Regions from separate parts of the Mus musculus genome. Here region 2 is linked to region 1. Evidence: chromatin loops called from intact Hi-C (ENCODE). Cell type or tissue: left cerebral cortex. All regions are shown on one strand. Each heading gives the region's core, and the rest is flanking DNA. Links, peaks and the distances in the headings are about the cores only.

The links. Peaks named below come from ENCODE experiments on the same cell type or tissue, not always from the same donor. Only the 100,000 strongest peaks of a DNase experiment are listed, where the experiment ranks them.
Region 2: it touches region 1 in a loop (1.9-fold over the local background); 2 of 42 quality-filtered maps call a loop at or near these places.

What each region holds. Positions count from the first base shown.
Region 1 is chr1:183,649,056-183,664,661 of GRCm38, forward strand. All of the region lies in intron 2 of Gm39724 (a long non-coding RNA gene), which reads left to right. Among named protein-coding and RNA genes, the nearest start is that of Gm39724, 25 kb to the left of the region's middle. In left cerebral cortex, for the core only: a CTCF peak has its summit at 8,213 (motif pointing left); a DNase peak (open chromatin) is centred at 8,190.
Region 2 is chr1:183,545,356-183,560,961 of GRCm38, forward strand. Gm33973 (a long non-coding RNA gene) reads left to right here and starts at 8,087. Exons shown (of 2, transcript XR_373775.2): 1 at 8,087-8,222. In left cerebral cortex, for the core only: a CTCF peak has its summit at 7,461 (motif pointing right); no DNase peak of the experiment used is centred there.

The sequences.
Region 1 (15,606 bases), core at 4,441-12,440:
GGTTTGTTGAGGGATTACTTTCTTGCTTTTTCTAGGGTGTGGTTTCCGTTCTTGTATTTTTTTTTTCTGTTATTATCCTTTGAAGGGCTGGATTCGTGGAAAGATAATGTGTGAATTTGGTTTTGTTGTGGAATTCTTTGGTTTCTCCATCTATGGTAATTGAAAGTTTGGCTGGGTATAGTATCCTGGGCTGGCATTTGTGTTCTCTTAGTGTCTGTATAACATCTGTCCAGGATCTTCTGGCTTTCATAGTCTCTGCTGAAAAGTCTGGTGTAATTCTGATAGGCCTGCATTTATATGTTACTTTACCCTTTTCCCTTACTGCTTTTAATATTCTATCTTTATTTAGTGCATTTTCTGTTCTGGTTATTATGTGTCGGGAGGAATTTCTTTTCTGGTCCAGTCTATTTGGAGTTCTGTAGGCTTCTTGTATGTTCATGGGCATGTCTTTCTTTAGGTTTGGGAAGTTTTCTTCTATAATTTTGTTAAAGATATTTGCTGGGCCTTTGAATTGAAAATCTTCATTCTCATCTACTCCTATTATCCTTAGTTTTGGTCTTCTCATTGTGTCCTGGATTTCCTGGATGTTTTGACTTAGGATCTTTTTGCATTTTGCATTTTCTTTGATTGTTGTGCTGATGTTCTCTATGGAATCTTCTGCACCTGAGATTCTCTCTTCCATCTCTTGTATTCTGCTGCTGGTGCTTGCATCTATGGTTCCAGATTTCTTTCCTAGGGTTTCTATCTCCAGCTTTGCCTCACTTTGGGTTTTCTTTATTGTGTCCACTTCCCTTTTTAGGTCTAGTATGGTTTTGTTCATTTCCATCACCTGTTTGGATGTGTTTTCCTCTTTTTCTTTAAGGATTTGTAACTCTTTAGCAGTGTTCTCTTCTATTTCTTTAAGTGAGTTATTAAAGTCCTTCTTGATGTCCTCTAGCATCATCATGAGATATGCTTTTAAATCCGGGTCTAGCTTTTCGGGTGTGTTGGGGTGCCCAGGACTGGGTGAGGTGGGAGTGCTGCATTCTGATGATGGTGAGTGGTCTTGGTTTCTGTTAGTAAGATTCTTACGTTTGCCTTTTGACATCTGGTATTCTCTGGAGTTAGTTGTTATAGTTGTCTCTGGTTAGAGATTGTTCCTCTCTGAAGGTGAACAGATATCTGGCATTCGGACCTCCCTCCTGGCAGAAGATGAAGGCCTGAAACAGGACCTGTCCCAGAAGTGTGTTGCTTCGGCCTGTGACAGAAGCTGTTAGCTTCTGTAGTTCACACTCTCACCTGCACAGACTAGTTTCAGAGGGATCTAGGAACCAAGATGGCTCCCCCAGGTGCTCTGGCAAAGCCCTCCTGGGCAGGACGGACACCTCTCCTCTGGCAGGGAAGGTGCCCGGATGTCTGGGCCTGAAACGGGGTCTTTCTCAGAAGCTGTCCTCTAGAGACCTTGGGGGTGGTCTGCTGACTCTGTGCCCAGGTGACCAAGTGCTGGCACCGACCGGAAGGGACTTTTGACCCTGGTCAGGCCGGGTTTCCTGCTTCTCTAATGCTGTCTCAGGTCCCACGTGCTTGGATTGGAACAGAAGTTGTGTTCCACTCACCAGTGGTTCTAAGATTGCGTGGAGAGTCCTCTAGGGGACCTTGGGGGTGTCTGCCGACTCTTTGCCCAAGGTGACCCGGTGCTGGCGCTGACCAGAAGGACGGGCCCTCTGCTTTCATGGAAAGCATACCTACACACTGAGCTGTCCCCATAGTCCTTACTGCTTGATCTTTGCTGGCACACATTTCTAGACTTAGTTTTGTGCTGTATGCTATGGATTCCAGTCATATGGAATACTGAACTGTTTATGGGAAAGGAGGTTGGGTCAAAGTTAAGCGAGGGGTTCATAGTGTCTTTAGCATTGTGGTATATGAAAAGGAAATGGCAAGATGGAGTTAAAATTGGGGTGAAAGAGAGTGTGGACAACCCCAGCTCCGAGAGGTTTGTGTTTGCTACACGTGATCTGCCAGGTTGGACTTTGCTTTCTTGCTTACATCTGTAGAATGTTTCTGTGGAGTATTCAGGGAATGATGGTTGTGGTTTAGCTGTTATTTACTTTAAATTAAAAACAATTTTGAAGCAAAATAAAAATCATGATGCAATATGTCTTATTTTATATTTTAAAACGTTTATGTTTTATTTATTCTTAGAAGATTTCATACACATATACAGTGTACCTTGATCATGTCCATCCGTACCTCTCACCTTCCATTCCCCCACCCCCACCCCACCCTGCCGACACCTCTAACACATCCCTACTACCTTCGGGTCTGTTTTATTGTAACCCACTGACACACAGTGATTGCACATATTTTTCGGTTACAGTATGATACTTCAATATACAAGAGCCTCATTTTATTAAAATATATATTATTAGTGTCATTTACGTGTATATATTTAAAGCTTGAGGTTTTAGTTTTGGCATATTTATATATGCCAGCATATTTTCAACATATTGCTAGTATTGAATATCTTAAATACACATGAATTACTCAACATAGCAAAGAGCCTGGGGCCTAGAGAGATGGCTCAACAGTTAAGAGCACTTGCTACTTTTACAGAGGACTTAGGTTCAATTCTTACCACACAGTAGCTCACAACCACACATGACTCCAGTTCTAGGCAATCCAATGTCTTCTGGACTCCATAGGCATCAGGAGCACACATGGTGCACATATGCACACACAGGAACAATACTCATGCATATAAAATAAAAAATAAAACTTTAAAATAGCAATCAATGTGGTTAATAAGTGAGTGAATAAACTGTATAGACACTTCCCAGAAGAAAAATATGAATGGGCAAGAAATGCAGGAAAAAGTGTGTGGCATCCTTAGCCTTACTGGAAACATAAAACCTACACTGACATCTTATTATCCCAGACGGGATGGCTGATGTCAAGGAAACAGAAAATAATAAATGTTGTTGCATAGTCTGGGCAAGGGGATTACTCCTTCTACAACTGCTGGTGGGAACAGGAACCTGCTGTAGCCACTGGGAAAATCAATATGGAGGCTCAAGAGTTCCAAATAGCATGATCATCCATTCACTTGTGCCATGTCTTAGGTCTATTTCCACATATTCGTGGAGGTTACAAACACAAGCCCAAATAACAGCAGGCTAGCTGTCTTTTGAAGTGTTTCTCTATGTCCTCTTGTTATCTGCCCATATAATCTTCCCTCTGTGCTGACCCATGTCCCTCCTTATAAAGATACCATTTATGTTTGATTAGAGTCTCCTCTCATAGTCTCAGTTCATTTCAGTTACCTCTTTAAAGGGCCAGTCTCTAAATATATCCATATTCTGATTTGCTATGGACTAGAGTTTAGAGTTCACTATTCTCTTCTCCTCTCCTCTCCTCTCCTCTCCTCTCCTCTCCTCTCCTCTCCTCTCCTCTCCTCTCCTCTCCTCTCCTCTCCTCTCTTCTCCCTCCTTCCCTCCCTCCCTGGAGTGCATGTTTGTTAGTGATCACAGGGCCTTCCACATGCTAGGTAAGTGAGCCCTCGGTGAGCTATATCCACAGTTCTTTGTTTTCGTTTGTTTGTTTGAGATAGAGTCCCACTAAGTTGCCCAGGCTGGCTTTGAACTCACCATGCGGGGCTGGTAGAAATTGAATTTGTGACTCTCCTTTCTCAGCCTCCTGGCTATCTAGGATTTTGGGCATGAACCACCTTACCTAGATCAACACAGGAATTTTGAAGGACAGCCTTTGTGTGTCAGGCACATTATTAGCTGTTAGTTATTTTTTAAATCTTATTATTTTTTAAATCAAGTATGGGAAGGTCTTCCTTTGATGATAGTATTTACCAAGAGTGAGTAGAAGTTGTCAAATGTCCTTTCTACATTTGTTGGAATAAGTGTGTGAGTTTTTATTTATTTATTTATTCTATGCATTTAGGATATTGACTCAATTTTCCACTCTTGGGATCCTTTCATTGGTTACAATTTTTATATATTGTTGGATTTTATTTTCAGAGCAGTACTAGTGACTGAAAAAGAAAAACTACCAAAACTGTAATTGGTATTTATATAGAAAACACACAGAAAGAAAAGGTCAAATTCAAGAGAATTCTTGAAAAATTTACTGAATTCAGAACATGGAAGCCAGAAAGAGTCCACGCTTTATGCATAAAGTTCATGTCACTGACATTGGGACCCATGGATGATTAGTGCTGTTTCTGAGATCTTTGCTTGACAGTGCTCTATAAATCTGTAACAAGGCAGTGTCTACATTACCACCTAGGAAAGGAGCTGTGCTCAGTGCAGTTATAAACTGGATGGGACCTAAAAGACCAACTCAAAGAAGAGAAACCTGGCAAAATTTTTCCAAAATCTATTTCAGCTTCATTGTTGACATTTGTAGTTACAGCCAACTGTATACAACAGCCAACTGTATATACTTCTGATGAGCTATTAAGTATAGTTTAAAGTTTAAGTTTTACGTAGAAGTGGATTCTCAGGTCACAACTGCAATGAAAAGAAACCATTCTGGCTACTAGATTCAAGGACCCTGAGCCAGAATGAAAACAATTTCTTTTTTTGGAGAAAATTTTGCTATGAATAGAACTACTAGACAAAATTTCAAATAAAGTAAAAAATAATGAACTACATTCTATATTTTTTAAAGTTTATTGTGATTCTTATTGTAATTTAATAAATAAAATTTATTTATTGGGATTAAAAAATGGAAGAATTCATTGTGTATCACAGCACAATGATCATGAAGACAAGTTGAGAAGGCTTGGTCCAGAGTTCTCTGAGATAAGAAAGCTGTCAAAGCTTATCTTTGTGAAGAGGTGAAGTGGGGGAATAAGGTGTGCTCATCTGCCGGCTGTGTGTGATATTATAACAACCATAATACGTCTGTGGGAAGAGGGACAGCCTTCCAGTGGCAGCCGAGATCAAAGGCGAAGACAAGAGTTAAAAGCCGGGAAGAGCAGTTTCTACAGATTGCTATGACATGGCCTGTGGTTTCGCAACAATTATCAAATAAATCACAATCTTGACATTCCAAAAATGCAAAAGGTTATCAGGCAAGGCCATATGGATTCTTTGTTGTTGTTTCTGCTGTTGGCTGTCTCAGCTGAGTTCTCCTGATGTGTCCTGGGCCTGGCCTCTGAATTCTGGGGTTACAGGTATGCATCCCCTACCTGTCTCACTTTATGAACTTTGATAGAATATTATCATAGTATTGCTCATTAAAAGAATAAATATTTTTCCTCTCACGTCCATTTCTTTAATTGAGAAATCATTTCATCTCTAACGTCACAGGAGAAAAAAAAATCCTCGGGTGACACAATAAGAGATTGAAATTACAATGTTGGAAACAAATATTAAAAACAAACTGCTGTGTTGTCTTCACTTTGGATAAAGGTCGAACATTAAGAAATTGTGCTCACAAATCAAAACAACCCTGAGATTCCACCTCACACCAGTCAGAATAACTAAGATCAAAAATTCATGTGACACCAGATGCTGGCGAGGATGTGGAGAAAGAGGAACACTCCTCCATTGCTGGTGGGATTGCACGCTTGTACAACCACTCTGGAAATCAGTCTGGCGGTTCCTCAGAAAATTGGACATGGTACTACCGGAGGTAATAACTCTTCTGGGCATATATCCAGAAGATGTTCCAACTTGTAATAAGGACACATGCTCCACTATGTTCATAGCAGCCTTATTTATAATAGCCAGAAGCTGGAAAGAACCCAGATGCCCCTCAACAGAGGAATGGATACAGAAAATGTGATACATTTACACAATGGAGTACTACTCAGCTATTAAAATGAATGAATTTATGAAATTCCTAGGCAAATGGATGGATCTGGAAGGCATCATCCTGAGTGAGATAACCCAATCACAAAAGAACTCACATGATATGCACTTGCTAAGTGGATATTAGCCCAGATACTTAGAATACCCAAGATATAAGATACAATTTTTGAAACTCATGAAACTCAAGAAGAACGAAGACCAAAGTGTGGACTCTTCACCTCTTCTTAGAACTGGGAACAAAACATCCATGGAAGGAGTTACAGAGAAAAAGTTTGGAGCTGAGATGAAAGGATGGACCATCCAGAGACTGCCCCACCCGGTGGTCCATCCCATAATCAGCCACCAAACGCAGACACTATTGCACACGCCAGCAAGATTTTGCTGAAAGGACCCTGATATAGCTGTCTCTGGTGAGGCTATGCCGGTGCCTGGCAAACACAGAAGTAGATGCTCACAGTCAGCTACTGGATGGAACACAGGTCCCCCAATGGAGGAGCTAGAGAAAGTACCCAAGGAGCTGAAGGGGTCTGCAACCCTATAGGTGGAACAACATTATGAACTAACCAGTACCCCCAGAGATTGTGTCTCTAGCTGCATATGTAGCAGAAGATGGTCTAGTTGGCCATCATTGGGAAGAGAGGCCCCTTGGTCTTGTGTCTTAGTCAGGGTTTCTATTCCTGGACAAAACATCATGACCAAGAAGCAAGTTGGGGAGGAAAGGGTTTATTCAGCTTACAATTCCATACTGCTGTTCATCACCAAGGAAGTCAGAACTGGAACTCAAGCAGGTCAGAAAGCAGGAGCTGATGCAGAAGCCATGGAGGGATGTTCTTTACTGGCTTGCTTCCCCTGGCTTGCTCAACATGCTCTCTTATAAACCCAAGACTACCAGCCCAGGGATGGTCCCACCCACAAAGGGCCTTTCCCCCTTGATCACTAATTGAGAAAATGCCTTACAGTTGGATCTCATGGAGGCATTTCCCCAACTGAAGCTCCTTTCTCTGTGATAACTCCAGCCTGGGTCAAGTTGACACACAAAACCAGCCAGTACAATCTTGCAAACTTTATCTCCAGTACAGGGGAAACACCAGGGCCAAGAAGTGGGAGTGGGTGGGTAAGGGAGCAAAGGGGGGGAGGGTATAGGGGACTTTCAGGATAGCATTTGAAATGTAAATGAAGTAAATACCTAATAAAAAAATTGGAAATAAAAAAGAAATGGTGCTCACTAAGACACCCTTGAAAGTCACGTGATCCTATTGTGAAAGTGCTTTTGTAAAATGGGTTTCTCTGCTGCTGGTGTTATCAAAATAAAACACAACATTCGGGCATCACCCGTGAGAAATGCCAAGAGAAAGCCTGCCCAGATGCGGACAAGCAGAGACCATAGCCACATTTCATGTTAACTCTAATAGTGTAGGTGTTTGTGCAGTATGGGGATTTGAACTCTCGTACACAGCTCTTTATTTTGTTTCAATGACAAATGGCACAAAGGTATGGGCAAGTCATGACTTATTCACCTGTATGTGCACTTTATGTGCACGTCTATTGAAAAGGTGTGTAGTGGCAGCCATTCTGTTCTTCCTGGCCATGATGGTCTATTCCCTGACCAACTGTGAGTCTGAATAAATCCTTCCCTCCTCGACTTGTTCCTTGTCAAGGGTGCTGTAGCAATGAGAAAAGTAACTAAATACAAAAGCACCAAGGTCCAGATGATTAAATATTTGAAACAACAAGCAAACTGGTTCTTTACCACTCTGGTAATATCACTGTCAGTTATAGTCCATGTCCAGGGGAGAGGTGAATTCAGGGATGCTGGGGGTGCAGGGTGGGGTGGGGGCGGGGCAAGGGCGGGGACGGGGGCACCATTCCCAGAAAGACTCCGAGATCTCGGCTTCTGGAAGGTCTGTCACACTCTCACCCTTGGTTCTACGCCTGTTTCCTACCTACAGTTGGTTCTCTAGTTCCCAGACTTGGGCTTCTCATTCTTTTATGACAGGAGTAAGAATACTTTCTAAAGCGACGTAAGTCACCATCATGGTCTTGTCAAATAGCCAGCCTAAGGAAGACCAGCCTAAACCCAAAAGGTGAAAAGATACAGTGTGCCTGAGGTGCCCCTTAAATGAGGTATTCCCTGACGTGTCTCCCAAAGCCACTTCTTCAGAGCTGCGGGTCCACAGGTTTCCATGTAGAGTCTCGCTTGCTTTCTGGCTTCTAACTCAGAACACAGCCTTTTCCCATTCCATCCCGTTGCAACCTTCTGGCTGAGGGTCCTTAGCCCCCCCTGGGTAGGAATCTTGTGTAGACAAGAAGCAGCTCTTCAAGTGCCCTCTCTGGATGTTCTCAGGGAGCAGCAGCAGTAGGCAGCCAGAAGTGGTAGCAAGTGGCGCCCTCTAGTGTTAGGTCCCCATATGGGCCTCTTGCGCATCAGCATTTAGGATCACAAGTGTTACAGATTTGCTGTAGGCCTTAGGCTCTTGGCACCCTTAGCCTTTGGCAGTGACCTATGATAGAACTCTGAGCCTGAGGTATGAGAGCCATGGCACTCTGGGAATCCGGAGATCATGCCATGCAGTTTCTCTTTTCTGGCTTTCTATTCCTCTTTACTCTCGGCTCTCTTGTCAGCAGTCCAGTTCTGCCAACCTTTATCCTACCCTGCCTTACTTCAATGGCTCAACTGCCTCTTCTTTAGCCGTCGGTCAGCTAAGCTGGCCTTGCTGTGTTTGCAGCTAGGGCACATTGTGACTTCATGTCTATTTCTGATGTCTACTTCCTGCCGTGATTGCTCCTGGGCTGTTTGGCCGACCACTTGGCTCCTTCCATAACCCAGTTAGACTGGAGTAACTTGGGAGTAACAAACTCTACCAGGACTGACTGGGGCACCTGATCAGGCAGGCCCCTTGGGAGCTGGGAACCTGCTGTGTCTTCAGCTGAGATGCAGCTGGCTGCCATGTTGCTTTCACGGCTGCCATGCCAGCTCCCTGGCTTTCTGGGTCACTTCTCTTCTGATGTTGCCACCATACTCAGCCATCTTTCTTCTTGTTACCAGCTCAGCCCACGCTACTGGAAGTAAGCAAGAGAAAAGCATCCTAGAGATTCATTAGGCTAAAGCTTTAACACCAAGGCAGGCAGCAGCAGTGAGTGTCTCCTAGCGAAATAACCAACCGGGCATTAGCAATCTGCTTATATAGCCCAGGAAAGAGTTTTGAACTGATTACAGCCACTCTGGACCAGTCACAGCTGGTTTTTACCTATCACAGATGTTTGTTTGAGTTGATCACAGCCTGGCTTCTGAACATCAGTGACAGTCACTGAGGTTTGCGTTTTAGATCCATCCCAGCCTTCTTTCTTAGCCCTGTCATAGCAGTTCATCAGCTAGACTGTCGGAGGAGGCGTTCCCCTCTCTGCTCAGGGTAGGCTAGAGTTCATAGGTGGTCATGATATCAAAGGCCAGGAATAAACTATTTCAAATAGTCCCTGCTGAGGCTGTGCCTTCGAGAATCACACAGTAGGCTAGGCTCATGTGTTCTCGACTTAATGTGGAGAGTGTTCAAGATGGCGCGGGCTGGCAGAAAGGTAGTCTGGCCAGCTGAGGAATGATAATCCTGTTGTTCAAGGCAGTCAAGGTCTGCAAAGAAGAGGCCAACAGATGCCTTCCCCACACTTTGCTACTCATAGGAAAATGAACATGCCGTTGGCCCAAGTAGTGTCTTTGATCAATTTTAGCTGGACTTTCTGGGTGGTGTCCAATCATCCCATGTTCTGTCTCAGAGAGGTAGATGCTTACTGCGCGTTCCTGGTATAGAGTCAGGGTTGACCTGGCCAGTTATTGACCGAAACTTCCACTCCAGTGAATTGTCTAGTGAGTCACTTCCTCTCTGCATTGTTAATTGTCTATGACAAGAGCTAGAATGTGTAAAAGGGACCTGTGTCCTACAGTGACATCAGTGCTAACCATATCCGTGTCACCTGAACACTACTAGGAATGCTAGTTACCCAGGCAGAGCCTGGGTCTACAGATCAGAAACAAGAGTGTCCCTGACACCTAGTGTTTGAAGGGTTTATTGTTCTACTATCAACAGGAAATAGATCCATTGAAGGCTGGCCTCAGGGAAATGTATTTCTGTCATGGATATCTATAGGAGGCTAGGAAGGGTCAGGGGTACAGAGAGCTCCTCAGGGCCTTGGCGATAGTGGATGAGCCGTCCTTGCACTGAGCTGTGTCTCTCTGAAGTTCAGACTTGCTTATTTGATCTGACCTTGGAACTTTGACCGTTGGGAGCAGCATCTGGATTTTCTTTGCAGACAAATACGTTTACTTTTCTGTAAGTTAATTTGTTTGAAGTGAGGAGAGGGCACGACAGAAGCTTCTGTAGAACCTAGAGTGCCACGTGAGAGGGATGGACCACTGCCATGTGAGAGTGACAGGCCACTGAGGGCCACAAGTGTGACCCTGAGTGGGCTTAAGACAGGCTCCCTCCTGGGAATCCTTGCCCTTCTCACTGAGTGGCCAGGCTGCTGCAGGAGGTAAGCTCAGATCAGAGCAGGCTTTCTCAGAAGGTGGTGGCATTGTCCCCAAATAGCTGGGGATTCCTCAGTGCCCCGTGCCTGACTCAGGGTCAGACATGAACTCATCACATTGTATTTGTCTGTTCATCTTACACCTCAACTAGATTGATTTCCTTCTGCTAGGGACTGTGCTTGCTCTGCCTCTATCTATCTATCTATCTATCTATCTATCTATCTATCTATCTATCTATCTATCCATAATCTATCATTTATCTATCCATCTATGTATTTATGTATCCATCCTCTATCTATCTATCTATCTATCTATCTATCTATCTATCTATCCATAATCTATCATCTATCCATCTATGTATTTATGTATCTATGTATCCATCCTCTATCTATCCATAATCTATCTATCTATCTATCTATCTATCTATCTATCTATCTATCTATCTATCTATCTATAAATAATCTACCCATAATCTATCATCTATCTATCCATCTATGTATTTATGTATCTATGTATCCATCCTCTATCCATCTATTATCTATCTATCTATCTATCTATCTATCTATCTATCTATAAATAATCTACCCATAATCTATCATCTATCTATCCATCTATGTATTTATGTATCTATGTATCCATCCTCTATCCATCTATTATCTATCTATCTATCTATCTATCTATCTATCTGTCATCTATCTACCTATCTCTCTCTATATCTCTCTATCTCTTTCTTTCTATCTCTCTCTCTATCCATAATCTATCTATGTATACACCATCTATCTATCTATCTATCTATCTATCTATCTATCTATCTATCTACCACCTATCTATCCATCCATGTATTTATGTATCCATCCTCTATCCATCTATTTATTATCTGTCTATCCATAATCTATGTATCTATGTATGCACTATCTCTCTCTTATCTCATCTATCTATCTATCTATCTATCTATCTATCTATCTATCTATCTATCTATCCATCTATCTACTTATAGCTCCTGTTCCTGAGTTTTAGCCTTGACATGTATTCAGCTATTTGATAACCCCTGGCTGACTTATGAATAAGTGAAATCATAAACGAATGGATTCTTGTCGACATTTGTATCATAGCTATGGCTCTATTCCTGCATTCTCCCAAGCCAAATAGCATGCCCCTTCACTCACCAGACATGGCAAGCTTAGGAAATATTAATTCTTCCCTCTTTGCTTGTTCAGTTTATGAGACGGAAGGTAAGTCCTTCCTGACTTGTGACTTTGATTTTATGGCTCCCATACTTGATCTGAGGCCAAGCATATCTCCCTTTATGCCAACGACATTGCCCTTCTGAGGATTTGGCAGCAGCAGAGTTATCTGACTGGTTTATGTCAGTGGATGCTGATCTTGTTGGGGTGTCATTGGAAAGCCCAGATTGTATCAGTCTGTGGATGGTTTAAAAGTTCCCTCTGTGCTCCCTCAGGGCTTCTCTCTGCTGCCAGGAAGGAATCATTGCTCTAAAGAAGTTGGGAAGCATCTTGTTACTGTTTGCTGTTTGTCTGTTTCTTTGCTTACTCAGGAGCCTTGTGTCTTATATCAAAACCGTTGTATTTGAATAGTTGGAAAGAAGGCATCAACTAGTCTTGTGTGAGGTAGCACAAGTGACATACTTGCCTGGTTTCCAAGGGTGCTTTTCTTCATCTCCATCCTCTGTATCCACACATTACCCACCAATCCACGCATCACTAATAATCACACCTGCTTCCCACATCCCACCTTCCTACCAGCTGCCAAGTCTGCACACAGGCCCTGAGGGTGCAAGCTATTAGGCTGTACCACTCGGTCACACAGCTCCGCCCCTTCCTTGGTTATCACCAAGCATGGATAGGAGGGAATCTCTAGCACTTGAGCCTGGATAGAGCAATAATGAAATCTCTTGGGGACACTGGTGATAATCTCATCTTGTAGACATTTTCTATTCATTGTCACATATCTTCTTAGTCTTGTAGGCGAGGTTTAACGGTGACCTGTGTCAGCTTTTCAAGTATATTTGAAAGGAACTGTTGGAGCCAATATTACATTCCTCCAGGTAACAGGGCAAATAGCCTGTGGTGAGAACTTAGGAGATAGAAATTAGTGGAAGGAAACATGTTTATTCAAAGCTGACCTTGAAAAGTAGACAGGGTAAACTTTCCTAGATTCTCTGTCTCAGGGGTTTCAAGATACAAAGAGTTTATATGTAAGAAACCAGGGAAATACAGAGAGACAATGGGCAGGGGCCAAGTGCTAGGACGGACACACACACACACACACACACACACTCCACAAAGAGGTAGTAAATCCAGACTTGACTAAATGGCCAACAGCCACCTGTTTTTACAGATTTCTTTCTGTTTCCTGTTTGGGGGTTTCTATTTGGGGAACTAAAACAGATACCTGGAGAAAGGGATTTCACATAAAGAGCTATAAGCCCTCTTAGCCCTCTGAATGAAGGACAAGCCACCCTACAGTCATGAGGATGTATGGCCCCTTTTTCCTTCCTGGCCCCACCCACAGAGAAGTTAATATTCTAGTAATATAGCAAGAGATAATATTTTGTTGACTTAAACAGATAAAATCAATGAGTAGAAAGCACACCATTTCATAATAATCTCAAAATGCTTGTTAGGGCACTTCACAATTAATGCTTGTTAAATGCCAGGCAGATCTTGCAGATACTCCACTGATATAAAGTAGGTGTTAGTCTCAGTTTTCTATGTCCAGCATAGATGGTCATCACTCTTTTTTCCTAATTCTACATTGGGGATATTCTAGAATAATGGTTATTCTTGGCACCATATTCCCACTGCCTCGAATCCCCGTTTTCCATCCAGTCTCCTGTATGTTTCTCAAAGTGTTTTCTTCAGGTGTAGCACCAGAGGCTACGGCACGGCATGGGACAGGCTCAGCAACTGCATGGGACAGGATGCCGGGAGTTTATATATAATTGTTCTCAGACTATTAGGCTAAGTAGAGGAAACCGTGGTAGTGACCAAGAAAAAAAAAGATAACGGTAAAAGGGGTTTGTGGGAGCAGGGGTGTATTGTGGACAGGTTAGGGAAGGCTATGTGTGAGAGGAGCAGTTACTGTAAATCCAGGGACAGAAGTCGGTGTGGAGAGATGCCCGATGCGGTAGGGAGGGAGGGTGTGGTTCTGGCCATGTCTTCCTCCCTTCCTTCTGTTCCCCTTAGCTGGGCTCAGGTAGGAGCCAGAGAGCCCATCGAAGCCCACAGTTAAATGTTAAGGCTGGGGAGGGAGCATAGAGGCTGCACACAGTGAGGGGATACAGCAGTGAGGGGAGATACGCCGGCGAGGGCAGTCCGAGTCCAGCCGGCATACAGCAGTGAGTCTTTGTCAGACATGAATGTTTTCTTCTGAGGCACAAGGCTCCAAAAGGTCAGCAATTTCACTTTCCGTTTGGATGCCTTTCCTGGGCAGGCAGCGGGATTCTCTGCTTGCAATTTGTTCTGGGAGAATGGCTCTGCTGTGGAGTTGGACAAGGAACAGAGCAGCCTAAATATTGAAAGCTCGGCCCGGAGGTGTCTGTGGTTTCTAAGAAGTCTGGTGTGAGAGGTGTCATGAGCCCAGGAGAAAGAGCTGGCTTTTTGTGGTTAGACAAGGAGTTCAAATACCATCCCCTTCCTTAAGAAAAAGAAAGAACTCCTATCTCTTAAGCATTCATTGCACCTGGGTGCTGTTTTTCTGAAGGCCTCTTCCCCACATTTCTGTTTTTATTTTTAATTTTTTGTTTTTACTTTTGAAAAGATGTTTTTTGTTTTGTTTTTCAAGATAGGTTTTCTCTGTATAGCTCTGGCTGTCCTGGAACTTACTTTGTAGACCAGGCTGGCCTTGAACTCAGAAATCCGCCTGCCTCTGCCTCCCGAGTGCTGGGATTAAAGGCATGCACTACCACGCCTGGCTGATTTTTTAAAATTAGATATTTTCTTTATATACATTTCAAATTTCAAATGCTATCCCAAAATTTCCCTATACCCTCCCCCCACCCTCCTCCCCTACCCACCCACTCCCACTTCTTGGCTCTGGCATTCCCCTGTACTGGGGCATATAAAGTTTGCAAGACCAAGGGGCCTCTCTTTCCAATGATGGCCGACTAGGCCATCTTCTGCTACATATGCAGCTAGAGACATGAGCTCTGGGGGTACTAGGTAGTTCATATTGTTGTTCCACCTATAGGGTTGCAGACCCCTTCAGCTCTTTGGGTGCTTTCTCTAGCTCCTACATTGGGGGCCCTGTGTTCCATCCTATAGATGACTGTGAGCATCCACTTCTGTATTTGCCAGGTACTGGCATAGCCTCATACGAGACAGCTATACCAGGGTCCCTTCATCAAAATCTTGCTGGCATATGCAATAGTGTCTGGGTTATCTTTATCATATTAAATTGGGTTATTTAAGGGCATTTTCATGCCACTATACTACATTCTTTGAGCACAATCCTTCTCACCTCCAAGAACCCCTCCCCCTTTCACCCCTCTCTCGGTTAGCCTTCTCCTTTCTCCTAAAATTCTTTCATCTATTTCCATGTCATTTGTACAATGATACTATGTATCTATGTAAAACCCAGGGCAACCAAAAGAGAGGAAATGTGTGACTATCCATAGCTGCATCCATTTTCCTGCATGACAGAATTCTACCTTTTTTTTTTTTTAATGGAGGAAAAGCATTCCACGGTACACATACACCACATTTTCTTACCTGTCCATCCCCCTGTTGATGGACAATTAGGTTGTTTCCATAGAGCAGCTGTTATGAACAGGGATGCATCAAACTGAATGGAGGTTCCACCCCTCTGTCCCTTGCTTGTGTTTTCTTCCTTAGCTAGCTGTTCCCACCTTAGCGTGTTCTGCCTGGCTGGCAGATGGCTCTGGGAAACCACAGCTCTTTGCATGTATGTCTTCTGTGGGAGATCTGCCAGGTCTTGTTTCTTCTTACCATATAGACACAGGACTGCTGCCTCAGATGGAAACAGCAGCTTCTCAATTGCTGGTAGAGAGCCTGTGAAGAGTTCTTAATTCTAGCTTACTGTGGGGTTGTCTTAGTTAGGGTTTTACTGCTGTGAACAGACACCATGACCAAGGCAACTCTTATAAGCACAACATTTAATTGGGGCTGGCTTACAGGTTCAGAGGCTTAGTCCATTATCATCAAGGAGGGAGCATGGCAGTGTCCAAGCAGGCTGGGAGCGGGACAGCATCCAGGCAGGCACAGAGAATGAGCTGAGAGTTTAACATCTTGTTCAGAA
Region 2 (15,606 bases), core at 4,145-12,144, 100 kb before region 1:
TCCGGAATTGGAAGGCTCACCAGTGACCCTTATCTGGAGGCTTGGAGATCCTTATCTGGATCTTGGTTTGAAGATCTTGAGCCACAGTGGCTATGAATTCCAGAAGATTGAATCTCCGAGTTTAAGGAACACACATTTAATCTGGGCTACGCCTTTCATCTGGGATTAAGGGTGTGGTGGAACACACCTTTAATCTGGGCTACACCTTCTGCTGGAGACAATATAAGGACATTGGAAGAAGGGAGTCTAGCTCGAGCCCTTGCTCCTTCGCCTGCTTGCTGCGTGAGACTGAGTAACTGCTAGATCCTTGGACTTCCATTCACAGCTGCGACTGAACAATTGTTGGGAATTGGGCTGCCGACTGTAAGTCATCAATAAATTCCTTTACTATCTAGAGACTATCCATAAGTTCTGTGACTCTAGAGAACCCTGACTAATACAGTGCCCCAGCTACCTTCCTGCTGCTGTGACAAAATGCCCTGACAAAGTCAAGTTAGACAAGAAAAGGGTTTATTTTGGCTTAGTGTCGCAAAGGGGCTGTTCTCCATCATGGTGTGTGTGTGTGTGGGGGGGGGGGGGGCTGGCAGCAGGAGTGTGGGTGGGTCTAGTAGACAGTAAGCTGATGGTCACATTTCATCTACATGTGGGGAGAGAGGAAGGAAAACAGGAAGTGGGACAAGACTGTAAAACCATAAAGCTGTCCCTCCTCCCCAAATCCATTACCCCCCCCCCCCCACACACACACCATATTCTTCTACCATCAGCTAGGGGCCAAATGTTCAAACACGTGAGCCTAAGTGGGCGTTTCATATCCAAACCACTATAACAGAAAAAAATCCTCATGCTGAAGGAACGTTTATAGGGATACACACAACTCAGAAATAAATAGCCAGGTATTCTTACAGTGTTAAACTATAATGATGAGAGTCGTGATGTCTGTGCGTGCATATGTAGAGGGTCTCTTAAGTTACTCAAGGAAACGAGAGCCTTTTCTCCCTCTGGGATCTACGGTTCTCTAGATGAGCTTCAGTCTGTCATCATCCCTTTTTACAAAGTGACACTCAGAGATGAACACAGGCATTACCCCTGGGTGTCTGGCAGGGCCCAGGAGGAACCGTGCTGTTCTCCTGGTTGTCCACTAGACAAGTGGTTCTCGACTTTGCCAACGCCACATCCTTTAATACAGTTCCTCATGCGACCCTTGCCATTTGCTACGTTGTAGCTACTTTTGCTGCTGTCATGAATCATAATGTTAATATCTGTACTCTTGATGGTTTTAGATGACCCCCGTGGAAAGGTTGTTTGACTCCTAAAGGGGTCATGACCCCAGGTTGAGAACCACTGTACTAAACCCACCTGTGATGAATCCCAAGCCTGCATTTGCTTTTTGACAACTAGAGACTGCACTTCAGGGAATGCTAACATACCACTCTGACTCTCTCCTAGATGTCTACAGAGATGTCTCAGAGCCCTTTCCTCAGGGTTTCCTTGCTTAGGTAGCTGGAGTTGTCTAACAACCTGATGCACTCCATATATCTCAGCCAGCCCCTATCCTTCATGGGCTTGTGTGTACCACCCAGCTTGAAAGAATTCAAATCTATTTCAGGGAGATTCTAGAACGATGCATGAACAGAATTGCTGGTAGCTCTGAAAGCTATGCAGGCAACCCAGGGAACGCTGAGGTAGAATCACAGCTGCAGGCAGACAGTGTGTACAAGCTCTCTAGGTCCCCACTTTGAGAGCCATCACTCTGTAGCATCTGCTTCTGGAAATGGATGCTGGTCTATGGAGGTGCTACTCCACCGGTAGATGGACCAGATGCTGTCGTTATAAATCTCCCCAGTGCTCTGAGTCTTTTTTACCGGCTCTAAAGCCTTAGACCGAGTGGCATTTCCAGCCCTTGCTTGTGATGATTTACTCATGTTCCTCCCTCTTCCGTCATCCCTTCCTTCCCTGGTAGGATGGCTGGAGCCTGGGTGGGCTGGTGAAATACGTACAGTCCTCTCTTTTTCCTGCCGATACCCTCCAGGTCCATCTCAGAAGGGAAAACTCACTTTTCAAAGAATAAATCTGTGAAAGTGGCCACATTCCAGGGCAGTAAATCTCTTGCAGCGTGTGCACAGGTATGCACGCCTGCACGTGTCTGAACTCTGTGCCCTTTCTGCAGATCTGTGTGGCTGAGAGAGGAGTTCTGTGCATAGAGAACTTTAATTTCAGTAATGACGGAGGGAAAAGCATGATTGGAGAAGGCAGGGAGGCATGGAACTAGAGAGAAATCGGCTCAAGGGAGGGGGAGCCAGGAGAAAAGTGGTCCCATAGATTACTTTAGCAGATAGGGAGAAAATGACATAATTTGAGGCAACTGTGGAGTGTCTGAAGGAGCCCCCCTTCCTTGGTAAGCCCCTCTTAGTGATCTTTGGGGGCAGCAGAGGGAACTCCTGGCTTCTTCCTCCTCACTCAGTTCTATTCTCAGGGACACCATGTCATAGTTCTCTCTTCCAGAGGGAGGCAGTCAGAAGAGGAAGAATGCTGGCATGGAAATAGGTTGAACTTTCCCAACAACTCTCTGAAATATTGTGAATGAAACCACACTCCTTCAACCAAGAGTCAGTGAGCTCATTGATACCTTTTCCTGCCCCGAGGCCGAGAGACAGTTATTGGTTCTTGTTAGTGTAGGTGTGAATGGGATGGGAGTGTAGCAGAGATCAGCCAGGGGACAAAGCTAACGAGGGAGGGTCCTCCCTGGACTGCAGGACTGCCTCGGAGGATGACTAAAATGCACCCAAAGTCCTTTGTCTTCATGATCGCCTGTTCCCACCACATAAGAAGACCCCCCCCCCCAAATGAATAGGGTGATGCAAGGCTCCGAAAGGACCACAGAAGCATGGGTCTGGCCAATGAGACAGGCCTGGGGAGATATAGTGAGGTCTTGTTAATGGCCATGGTTCGAAAAAGGACCCTGGATCTTTTCAACTGTGGGCAGAATGTTGTTGCTGGAGTGTCAGATGGAAGTGAGGTGGGGTGGTGGAAGTGGGACTCACAGGAAAGAGGAGTCAGAGGGCCGTGGATGTTTATTGTGATGGGGGAGCCACAGGCTCACAGAAGGGATCAGAATGTGCTGCCTAAGCTAAGACAAGGCTGAGAGACACGTCTAACGTCTAGTTGCTCAGCTGATAGCACTGTCCTTGAAGGCCATAGGCTCATTAGGAGCTGTCTTACCTGATCAAAGTAAGATAATGGGAGCAGTCCCTTGAAGTTTACACCCAGCCTTGGTTCTGGCTTTCCTTTTCCATTCCCTGGGCTACCATGAGGTGACTATGACTCATCTCTGCCACCTGCTACTGCTGCTGTGACCTGAGCTTGCCTGGTAGGCCTTCCTCAGAGTGACGGGCGGAGACCACCTGAAGCCATGAGATGAATCTTTCCTCCCTTATGTTGTTGTGCTGGGTATTTTTATCTCAGCGCAATAGGACGGGGGGGGGGGGCAGGGGTCACCTCATAAGTCTTTTTAAGCTGGCGGCATCTGTATTTCTCAGGTTCTGGTGTACAGTGTGGCAGTTGTGGGTAGCCCCATGACTGCCATACCATGGTAGGGGGAGGAACCACATACTTCAGGGACAGCTTCATTTTGTGAACACACATATCTGGTTTCTATTTTAGGGACATAATGTTTCTTCTCCAAGCTTATTATTTATGGATTCCAGATCACCACCTACTTAGAAAACATATGAAGCTGGCTTGTATATGGAGGGAACAACTTCGGGGAGGTCAGCCAGCAAGGCAACGTCATAAAAATCACCCTACGGTAGAGGGCTCCATTCAGGGCCACAAATCAAGTCCAGGTGCACCGTGCCTGGGGCAGAGGTGGGTTCTCTGTGCCTGCAGCCCTCAAGTGAACTGTCTCTGTCAGAAGTCCAGGTCAAACTGTAGTAAAAGAATATTATAGAAACCATATGTGTGTGCAAAAACATATTGCCTTCTTTTCTTCCTAGGACTTGCAAAATGTGTTGCTCCCCCCTCCTTTTCCTTGTAGGGTTTCTGAACCAGGGAAATTGACAGTCAGGGGGAGACAGCTACTGCCCCCAGCATAAATCCAGCTATCCCGGTCACTTAAGGCGGGAATGAACTTCTGATTTTCCAACTGTGGTTCCTTATACAAGGACAGCATTTGAGGGACCTACTGCGCATCTTAAGGAGCCAAGCACTCCTGGAATACAAAATAGTCCTAAAAGCCTCATATCTCGATAGAAGACTATCTTAGTATTTTCGTGAAGTTATTGGCATACAAAAATGTTGTATATTTGCGTGAGCTCATGTATGTACAAGTGTACATGCGCATGACTGCATGCCTGCACACATGCCTGTGGAGACCAGTGGTCAGCCTCAGGTGTCTGGAGAGTTGAGACAGGCTCTCTCACTAGAACGTGTTCATTCATTCATTAGGTTACCCTGGCTCACTAGCAAGCCCCGAGATCTTTATGTATCTACCGCAGTGCAGGGATTGCAAGCCCGTGTCATCATCATACTGGATGTTTTAATTTTTGTAATGTGGGTTCTGGGAATTGAACTCAGGTTTTCATGTGTATGGTGCAAGTCGTTCACTGGCTGGGCCATCTCTTCAGCCACATAAAGCTCATGTTCCTTCCTATGAATATAACTATAACTATAACTAACTGTAACTATAACTATAACTATAACTATAACTATAACTATAACTATAACTATAACTATAACTATAACTATAACTATAACTAACTATAACTATAAATCAGGGTTCTCAGGGCTCTGGATCCACCAGTCGTGTAACCTAAGCACTGTGAGAGCTGTTTCTCATTGGCCGCTTTCCTGGCAACATCTGTGTATCTTCTTGCTGCTGTGACCTTTCCGAGCACGGCTGTGTGAACAATTTTCTAGATTCAGCATCTAGAACTAAGGGAATGCATAGACCTGCCATTATCCTTGTCTGATGGCTCTCAAAGGAGACACGCAGGCTTTCTTTGATAAAAGGCTTTCTCAGTAACCCAGGAGGCTGGGGTTAAAGCTGAAAGCTACAGTGATCATTTAGAACTTTGATGGTTAGATTTCTCTTTTGAAAGATAGTGTCTGATACAGCCCAGGAGAATCTCATCCACATTATGGAACCTAAGACCCCTCCTCCACCCACCCACCCCCCACCTCCCACCCCCAATCAGCGCTGGATTACAGGCATTTACACCTGGGTTCTGTAGTGCTGGGATTGAACCCAGGGCTTCTCGCATGTTAGACAAGTACTCTACCAATAAGCTACACCCTCGTCCTGAGACCTTATTTTTTTTAATAGAGAGAAGCTAAATAGTAACAAAACACCTAATGTACAGCAGTGATTCTCAAAGACCCCTGAGGGCTAGTGTCAGCGCTCCGCTCCTTGGGAACTTGGCTGTAACTCAGAGGCCCAGGCTCTGTGGAGTCTACTAACCCAGCAGCCTTCACAGTGGGCTTCCACTGCCAGGTCTCAGCATGTCTTCTGGGTGGTTCTGAGAGCCAGAGTGACAGGCGCAAGGATGACGATGTAATCCAGCAGGCTGGGAACCGAGGTGGTATTTATTGACAATTTGGAGAAAATCCCCTTGTCTTTCTTCTTCTGATTTTAGCGGTAGAAAGAGGGGATTTGAGTCTGGCAGCTGTGGTCTTACCTTGGTGAGGGAAGTTGACCAAACTCATAAGCGTTGACATTTAGGAGTCAACATATCCATTCCCCCACTTTTATCCCATTGAAGCCTGATTGATTTGCTTTTCCATTTCTTTTTCTCTCTCTCTGATTTGTAACTTAAGTAATTCTAAAATTCACAGGTTTTATAACCAAAATGATGATGAATTTAGATCCGATGCACTTTGATGATTCAGGAGGTCTTTCAGGATGCAATTCCCCCCCCCCCCCCCCAGATGCTTTGACATCTGTGCCTGCATTGCCTGGTGACAGATGTCTCTCCTGAGGACAGCCAATTCTTAGAGATTGCAAAGGACTTACCAAGGAACAGGTCTTTCAAATGCAAATCAGACTCACCAACCCTGAACCCACACCCTGAGCGCCTGCTCTCTGCTGGCCTCCTCCACTAGAAGAGGCCTACTTCTCTGTCTAGAACATTCCAGAACCTGGGAGACCACTCCTATTGCAGAGACCAGGTACTATTCTAGTATTCCACAGCTTTTGGTCTGAGCCAGTTACCAAGGGACTCCATTAAACTACACAGGAATTGGTTTCATTTTGATTATCAATGCTGAGGTCCTGTTTATGCAAATTAACAACCACCACTTGTCCAGCCTGGGGCCCAAAGTGTAGGTTATTCATAAATAACTTATTCACACAAGAAAAACTCACAAACTTAACAAAGTAGATAGGTAAGGAGGACCTGTTCTTATGAATAGTTCTGTGAAGAAAGAGGCAGCCTGGGCACGCCTGTTGCTAGTTTTCTTTGCTTTTTGTTCTATGAGCACTCCTGAGTGTCAACACCATCTATCCTGTGAATATTCCACAGGGGAAGGTGGTGGTGACCAGGGCCCTGGGCTGTATTCAAACCGGGCTAGATTTCATTTTCAGGTTGTGGTGATTTTGATGTTAAGAAGTATCTAGTGAGACACAAAGTGACCGTGTCTAAGTGTTATGACCCGGTTCTGTATCCTGGCAGCCCCTCGAGGGTTCAAGCACACTTGAAAGGCATCTTTACCAATTTGTATCCCGATCTTTAAAGTATTAATTTGAATCCAAGGATTTCTTCTAATCAGTAAGTAGTTCAGGGGCCCAAAAGTAGTGTCACCACCCCTATGCAACAAGCCTAAAGCAGGAGACAAGGAACCTAAATCCCGTACTTTGACCCTTGAACCACCCTTGTGGCTGGCGAGACCAGGGTTCAAACGGAATGAGGAAACAGGTTCACTGCTCGGGATCTAAGCACACACTCGACAGACTATCATTCTGGAGAGCCAAAAGCAGTGCTCCGTTCACTCCAGGAGCCCCTTGTTTTTAATGCTGTGCATGGGAGTCTGAACAGTCATTTCCCCCCCAAGTGACAAGGCTACCATTTGGAAGTGGTAAGTGGTTTCTGCATGATCTTTGTGTAGAGCTTTCCACGGAAGCCTGTGTGTGTAGTGTTGAGGGATTGAAAACAAGGCTCAGGCTGAGAAAGGAGTTTGAAAAGGCAGTTGGAGGGATATCATGCCACAGAGCAGACAGGAAGGCCTGAGGGACAGTACTGGGAAAGTGGGCAGAAGCCAAGGTGGTTTGATGATAGAAGGAACCAGACCATTGTGGGGCACTGCTGCCGCTGATGGACTCAGCTGCTACTTGACACAGCCATCACTGGGAGCAGCCACTCGGGATGTGTGTGCCTCTCTCCCCTCACTTCATTGCCTTGTGTCTTGAGGGTGGTGGACATACACATCATCAGATCATGCACATCATGTTCTACTGTGGCTCCCCCAGAGGGCAGTATTGCTTCCAAACTTGTACTTTTCCAAAAATTCAGTGGGACATTTTACTATCCTGTAAACTGTCTTTGAGTGAGAGGGGGCATGAAATAATGTTGAGTTTTGTGGACATCAACCTTATTACCCTTTCTTCCTTACACAGTGAACCCCTGGGTCAAACGTATATGGCATACAATGGTACCGAATGTTAACTGAAGTTAATTACTGAATATACTCATAGAACTATAGTAGCTAAGGCAGAGGAAGTAAACCCATATTAAAAGGTAAGGATCTATTCTGGAGAGGACAAATGGATACCCCTCCTTGATAGAGGACCCCAATACAAGCAACCCCTCCAGCTGTCTAATCCCTCTAAGAGACAGGATCATGTCAGAGATTCTAAGTAGGGTGCTTCTGGTGGGCTGGAGGAGATCTTGTTTTTAAATGTAATGGCAACACTTGTAGATTGACGCTGACTGGAACAGCAGTAGTTGGTAGAGAGGAACAGTTGACAGTGGGAGAGGGTGGCTCTAAGTACAGGGAGGATTATGGGAATGGGCGTGGGCGTGGGCGTGAACTCTAGTGGGCGGCTGAAGGGTTGGAGGAAACAGGACCAGAGTTCATTGCAGCAGGAAGAGAAAGTGAGAGACGGGTACAGATGTCTGCCTTTCAATTGTTCCTGTTTCCCTCAGCGAGGGAATGAAGCTGTCAGCTGAAGATGGGGATGGAGAGAGGAGACGTTGAAGGAGGCACCAGAGCTGCTGAGGAGAACACAAAAGGTAGGCTCTAGTTCCTGCCAAAACAAAGAAACAGATGCATCAAAGCAGTGGTTCTCAACCTTCCTAACACTGCGGCCCTTTAACACAGTGTCTCATGTGGTGGAGCATGCAGTGAGAATTTGGTTTCTTTAAAGACCTAGTTGTGCACGTGAATATGTTTTTGTTTTAATCTCAGGTGTGGGATATGGGACTGCTTCTGATTGTCTCGTGCTCTAGGAGGGGTGTGATGCTTGCTTGCTGTGGATAGTTTACATTTGGAATTATGGGGACTCTGGAGAGGGTATAAATGGGAGAGAGCCTGAGAGGGCCTGGAGTTACAGATGTTCCCCCTGCTGGTTGCTGCTGCTGTGTTTGCATTGCTGCATTGCTGGATTGCTGGATATTCTGATGACAAAGATTGGACTTGACGTCCCTAGGCAGCAGGAATTAATCTAAAGAGCTCTACACACCCTTTACCCTCTAACCTTTCTCTCCTACCTAGTGTTGGGGAGTTAGAAGGGAGGAAGGTAAAAGAACCCAGCAAAGCAGCTCAAAAACGTACACCAATAGGTGACCCCCAACCACAAAATTATTTTCATTGCTACTTCATAACAGTAATTTTACTAATTGTTATGAATTGTAATGCAAATATCTAATATGCAAACCCTGTGAAAGAGTCATCCAACCCCAAAGGGGTCATAACCCACAGGTTGGGAACAGTTGTATTAAAGGAAGATTGTAGGACTTCTGGGTAGTTTCTGTATGGCTATGAGCCTTGCTCCAGCTATGTCTGGCTGTTCAATATATGCAAGAAGCTGGAATAATCCTGGATTTCACAGTATCCATGTGGAAGCTGGGATGCCAGCTGCAGATAGTGGGGAGTAAGTGATGGCTATGGCCACTGCTGTGCAGTACCACCACTGATAATATATCCAGACACCATGTTAGATTTTATAGTATCATCGATGGCAGTATATATGGCCACCATGTTATAATTTATAGTACCACCACTGGCATTATATATGGCACAAGGTTATACTGTATAGTACCACCTCTGGCAGTATATCTGGCCACCATGTTATAATTTATAGTACCACCGCTGGCACTATATACAGCCACCAGGTTATATTGTCACCATGATATATCATGACCTTTAGATAGGGGTTCCAGGACTATTCACCTAACACGGCCAGGGATAATGAATCTCCGTCATTTTGATTTTATATCACTTACTCATGATTTAATATTGGATGGTGCTGGACCAGGAGAACCATTGGTCCGAATGAAGCTTTTATGTGAACCATATAAAGCTGTCCCCCTCTTAGGCATTTTACTCCCTCTGCTGGGCTGTTGTTAATGAATACTGAAGTCAAGGAGGACGATGGTTTGCAGGCAGAGCCCGCAGTTGAGCAGTGTAAAAGCAGTTTCTGCAGTAGCTCTGTCCTTGAGCTCACCCTTGATTGGCTGCCAAGGTGTGGAGGGAATAGCAATCACCTATATTCAGTCTTTGCGGGTTTCCACCAAGACAGTTTCCTCAAATGGGAAGGGGACTTTAAAAAAAACAAGTTTTATTTTTAATTATGTATCTACGTGATTGTCTACATGTATGTGAGTGCAGGTGCCTCAGAGGCCAGAAGAGGGCATATGATCCCCTGGAGCTGTTGTTGCAGGCTGTTGTGAGCTGCCTTGGTAGGCGTTCTGGGAACTGAACCTCTGCAAGGGCCGTCTTCACCACTAGGCCGCCTCCATAGCTCTAGAAAGGAATTTTTGATTGTGACTAGGAATCAAACAAGAAATCCCAATATGCCCCCAGAGTTTAAGGAGCTGACCTTAGATTGATGTCATTAACCAGGCAAAGGTGCAGTGTAAGCCAGTTCAGTGGAGTGAAGGAGGTTTGAGCCAGTCAGTACACATGCTACAGTCTGAGATCCTGAGTCCTCTGCTTTGCAATGCAAACTAGATCTTAGGTTGGAAGACTTTTTTCCCTTGGTGACATAGCGGTCTGTGAGCCAGATTTATTCAGCTTGTGTCAAGAGGGATGGCATGAGAGGAATGCTAGAGACAGAGATTGGGTCTGACACAGAAGTTGTATTTCCAGGACTCTTGAAGTAGCACTTCTCTTTATTGGTATTAAGATGGAATGAACCCCCCATGTTAAAAGTTATTGATAAATATAGTGATTTTGGAGGGTGGGACAACAGTGACCAGAGTCCCTTGTTTCTACTGCTAGTCATTCTGGGATGGGCAATAGCACAGGTGTGTGTGTGTGGGGGGGGGGGGGAGCTGGGGGACGCTTCCTGCTATTCTGCCCCCAAACTGGAGTGGAACAATAATGTGGGACAAAGGGAAGCCAAGAGATTCCTAAGAGGACAGGGAGTCCCTGTCCCATATCACCATGGTAAGAAGGCAGGAAAATGAAGGTGACCTCAGAGTAGCTGTCTGTAGTTGCCGGTGAAAGTGGCTTGGCCTATCCAAGTCTTTGGTAAGGGAGGTGTTCTGTGCTGTTACCTGCTTTTCACAGCTCGCCGAGCACTCAACTAGAGTGATGTGGGGTACTTCAGTTGACATCATACAGCGTGGGCCTCAAGGACCAACTAGGGTCTGGAGAGGTGGCTCAGTGCTCATCATGAATACGGCTCTGCCATCCAAGAGGCTGGCAATACTGGTAGCACAGGGGTGGCACACAAATAAAGACTACCACTTTCTCTGCTTCTGTCATGTGACAGGCATTTTTTTTTTTAATAGCATAAGTGGTAGGCATGCAAATGAGATGCCGCTCCTGTCTTTCTCTGGCTCAGGTGAGGGAACTGGAACAGTTACTCTGCATTCTCTGCTCATCAGTGTGAGATGTCAGGTAGCCGGTCATGGCGTGGCGCAGGAGGCAAGGTCTACAGAGAAGCCATTAACTGACCCCTACCTTCTTCTTCCCCAACCTCGTCTTCTCCAGTAGATTTTCTAGTGCTCTCTTGCCTGATGCCCTCCATGCTGCAAGGGCAGACACACTAACATTCTGGGCACCAGCGCTTCAAGCCCTTCCTTGGCTGTGATAGATAGATGGTGATCTGCACATCTACTGTTGTGGTCACTGATGCTGGGAAGGCATTGACCAGGCTCTGCAGAGGTTTTTGACTCCTCATGGGGGATGCAGGGCATACCTGTGTTAGCACCTTTGCCTTTTTGGATCTCGGGTCAAGGGTAGTATGTGAGGAGCGGGTGTGGCGGCAGTCCCAAAGGCGCCAGGGACTGCAGCTAAGTCGTATGACTTGCACCTGACTTTCTCATATAAGCCACAAACATCTTGAGAGCTGCGCAGGTATACCAGGATTCAGGTGAATCCATTTTGATGGAGATATGCCCCTGCTGCCCTGATTAGCTGAAGCTGCGTGCCTGGTGAGGTGGCGTGGCCTGCTGTGCATGGATGGGAACTGAGAGTATAAAAGAATGAGAGGCCCAGGGTTCGGGGGAGATATAAACAAGGGAGATATAAACAAGAAGAAACAGGACTGAATAAACGTGTGCAGAAGGATCCTGTTGCAGCGTCGTTCTTCCTGGCCAGTTGGGCGCGCACAAGAGTAGTAAATCTTGAGGCCTGTGGAGAATCCTGCCAGAGAGACATCCCTATTGCATGAAATACAGCAGCTGGTGATGCTCAGCAATTCTGCAGCTCTGTAGTTACCCGTAGGGCCTGAGGTGACGAGAAGAAAGGGTAGCCCGTGTTTTCTAAGGCCATGGAGTTAGTAATTAGAATCAAGGTCAAACTTTCATCTTTCTGATCCCAAAGCCTTAAGGCATTGCTTCCCAACCAGACCGTTTCTTCCTCTCTAGGGGACATCGGACAATGCCTGGAAACAGTTTTAATTGTCACAACGGGAGGATGTTGGCATGAGAAACATGGCAGGCTCGATGCTGCTAACAGGATCCTGTTCCCAGGATGCTCTTCTTTATGAGCTGAACTATGTCTCCCTAGAAAGACACATGGAAATCCTAATTTAGCTCAGCACCCCAGAACCGACCTACCCACATATTCCCACATGATAGTCTGATGACAAAAACCAAGAAAACCCAGGAGGAGGTGAAAGCAGAGACTGGGGCGCCCTGTCACACCAGCCAGGGGGCACCAAGGATTCTATTTATATAAGTTATGCTTCTCGTGGCGGTGACCAAAATGCCTGACAGAAACTACTGAAGGGAGGAGGGCTTAATTTTGTTTTAGCTCATCGTTTCGAACAGATTTCATTCTATTCAAATGGGGAAGACAGCGGTGTTGAGAGTAAATCAGACTCTAACATTAGAAGCATGAGCTTGCTATGCCCCAGTGTAAGGGAATGCCAGGGCAGGGAGGCGGGAGTAGGTGGGTGAGTGGGTGGGGGAACACCCTCATAGGAGCAGGGGGAGGGGGGTGGCATAGGGGGTTTCTGGAGGGGAAACTGGGAAAATGGATAACATTTGAAATATCCAATATAAAAGGAAGCATGCGTTTGGTCACATTATAACAGCCAGGAGGCAGAGAGCTATACCAGAACAAGACACTCAAAGACCCACCCCATTTGATCTACTTTCACCAGCCAGGTCCCATAGCTTTCCAAACAAAGGGCAATCTGGGGCTCAAGTGTAGAAAGCAGGAACTTCTAAGATACATTTTGGAGTTAGTCCCTAACACTGCCATTGTCAGAGCTTGGAGAGAGGCATGGACCATCTCCCCTCCTCCTTCCCCCCCAGAGCCCTGAGGAAGAGCCAACCCTTCTGATACCTTGACATCAGACTTCCAGCTTCCAGAAGTATGGAGTTGTAAGTCTTTCCTGTTTTCAGCTACTCTGTCTGTGCGTTCATTCCCAGCAGCCCCGGCAAGTCAACGCACCCCACAACAGAGGACTACCTGTCCACAGTGTCGACGGTGCTGCCGCTTGCAACACCCTGAACTAAGAGAACACCACACTTCCATACGCTTAGCAAAGGCTTGGGCCTCATCCTCCCTCTTTGCAGAGTCCACCAGCCATCCTGGGGAAGGTTGAAGCAGTTCTGCCTAAATCCAAACAGAGGTGTTTTAGCAGTGCAAGCTGATTTAGAGGTTAGAAATTTGTCTCTCAACATGGTTACCATAGTAGATTCATCTGGTAACCTAACTAGCCTTCATCCTCCACAGGAGTCAGAGGAACCAGCTGGAGCTGTGTTGATGGATTGAGAGAGTGGTTTTGACAGGGTGAGACCCCTGGGTTTCTTCCTGGCCTGAAAATCTATGGCCTTCAGGGGTTGGTTGGGTGGTCTGAAGTTTCTTCTACAATGCTACAACCTATTTTCTTGATCCCTGTTTTCTTTATAAGATTTAGGGCTGTGTCTTAACCTGAAACCCAAAAGTAGTATTTCATTTCACCGAAAGGGAAATATTGCATCATATCTTAATGGGAAAAAATGGCGGAGTTGGTGGCAAGCTTGAGCATGCTCAGAGCAAACGGAAGAAGCGTGTGTGTCACCTGCCCATTCTCTGTCTGCTAAGGTGTTTCTACAGTCTGTGTTGTCCCACAGCATGGGTGGCTCATTCAGTATCCGGTGCAAAATGCTTTTTAGTTAATGGAACCCGGATTCTGCAGAGCGTGTACTTTCCTGGCCTTTTAAGCTGGAACAGCAAGTCAGAGAGTAAATTGAGGAGGCAATGCCTCTTGCTTGGGCATTGGGCATACAGGCAAAGACAGGACACACGCACACACAATTCATGCACATGCATGCACACACAACACACATACACACATACATAAATGTATATACATAATACATGCATGCAATGTATACACACTCAGAAAACCTACAGGGTTGTTAGCTTGAATGGACTTTGCAAATAGTAATTCTCAAAGTTTGTACAGAGACTTTTAATATGACTCTATCTATCTATCTATCTCTATCTATCATCTATCTTCTATTATTTATATCTGTCTATCATCTATATACTTATCATGTATAAATGAATCTATCATCTATGTATATATGTGTGTATGTATATGTATGCATGTATGTTTGTATATATGTATCTATCTATCTATCTATCTTTCATATTTACTTAGTGTGTAACTGTATGTGTGTGTGCATGTAGGCATGCCACAGAGCATAAGTGGAGGTTATAGGATAACTCTTTGGTTCATTTCTTCGACCATGTGATATCCAGGATTAAGCTCAGGTCCTCAGATTTGGTGGCAGGTACTTTGACCTCCTGAGCCATCTTGCAGGCTAAATGACTCCTGCTTTATCATCAAGAACTGATGAAGTGGGTGAAATCCTTAAGGTGGAAGCCAGCAGTGACCCATAGGAAACTTACAGGGAGGGTGGCCTGTGCTCTGTGACCCTACCTCCTGTGCTTTGCGAGAGCAGGTTTTGCTGGCTTTCTCAGGGCAGAACAGTGTTTTCCGTTGTATTTGTGGGTTCTCCCTCCTCCTTCCTCAAGGCACTCAGTGATGTAGTTAATTAGCACTGAGCCTGATGATGGTAAGGTCTGGGAATTCCCATAGTTCACTCTTGGTCTTAAATGTGTACTGGAGTCCATGCTTTAGCATCCCTGGGTCTAAGTGCATTTGCTGGAAAACTGGAGAAATAGCATGGGGTCCAGATAGATTTCCAAGACAGGCTGTTGAAGGATGGCCTTCTGACATGGAGACTATCATTTTCCTCAGCTTTTCCTTTAAATTTATTTACTTGTATCCTCTCTCCCTCCTTTCTTCCCTCCCTACCTCCCTCCTTCCCTCTTTACCCCCGTCTCTTTCTTTCTAAGTGCTTTGACTGCATGTCTGTATATATGTGTACTGCCTGTGTGCCTAGTGCCATGGAGGCCAGAAGAGACTGCTGGGTCCCACGGAACCAGAGTTATGGGTGGTTGTGAGTGGACTTATGGGTATTAGGAATTGAACCTGGGTCCTCTGAAAGAGCAGCTGGTACTTTTAACCTCTGAATCATCTCACTGACCCCATCTTGTTTCTTGACTTCCCACTTGGACCAGTTTTGTTCTGATATGCCATTCTAGAAGGTTGACCACCTAGTGCTTCCTCTAAGACTTTCTCTATTTTGTTCATTGTCCTGGGGATTGAACCAGCACCATGCATGCTAGGCCAAGGCCAACCTTCCCAGTCTCTTCATTTGCTGTCACTCCGTTCCCATGGTAACATGTTTCTCTATAGCAGACACAGAGAGGGAGGCATGGAGACCTAGGTTGAAGGCTCAAGTCTGTACCAGCTGTGCGATCACAGAAAAGTCACGTAACATTTTGGACTTTAGTTTCCCTGTCTGTCAAATGGGAACTATGCCCGTGCTGCCTGCATTCAAGTTTTGTGAGCATCAGATTTGATCATGATGTGAAAGGGCTTTGAAAATGGCAAGGCAGTATTTAAGAGCCACAGGTCATCACGCACACATTGGAATCCCC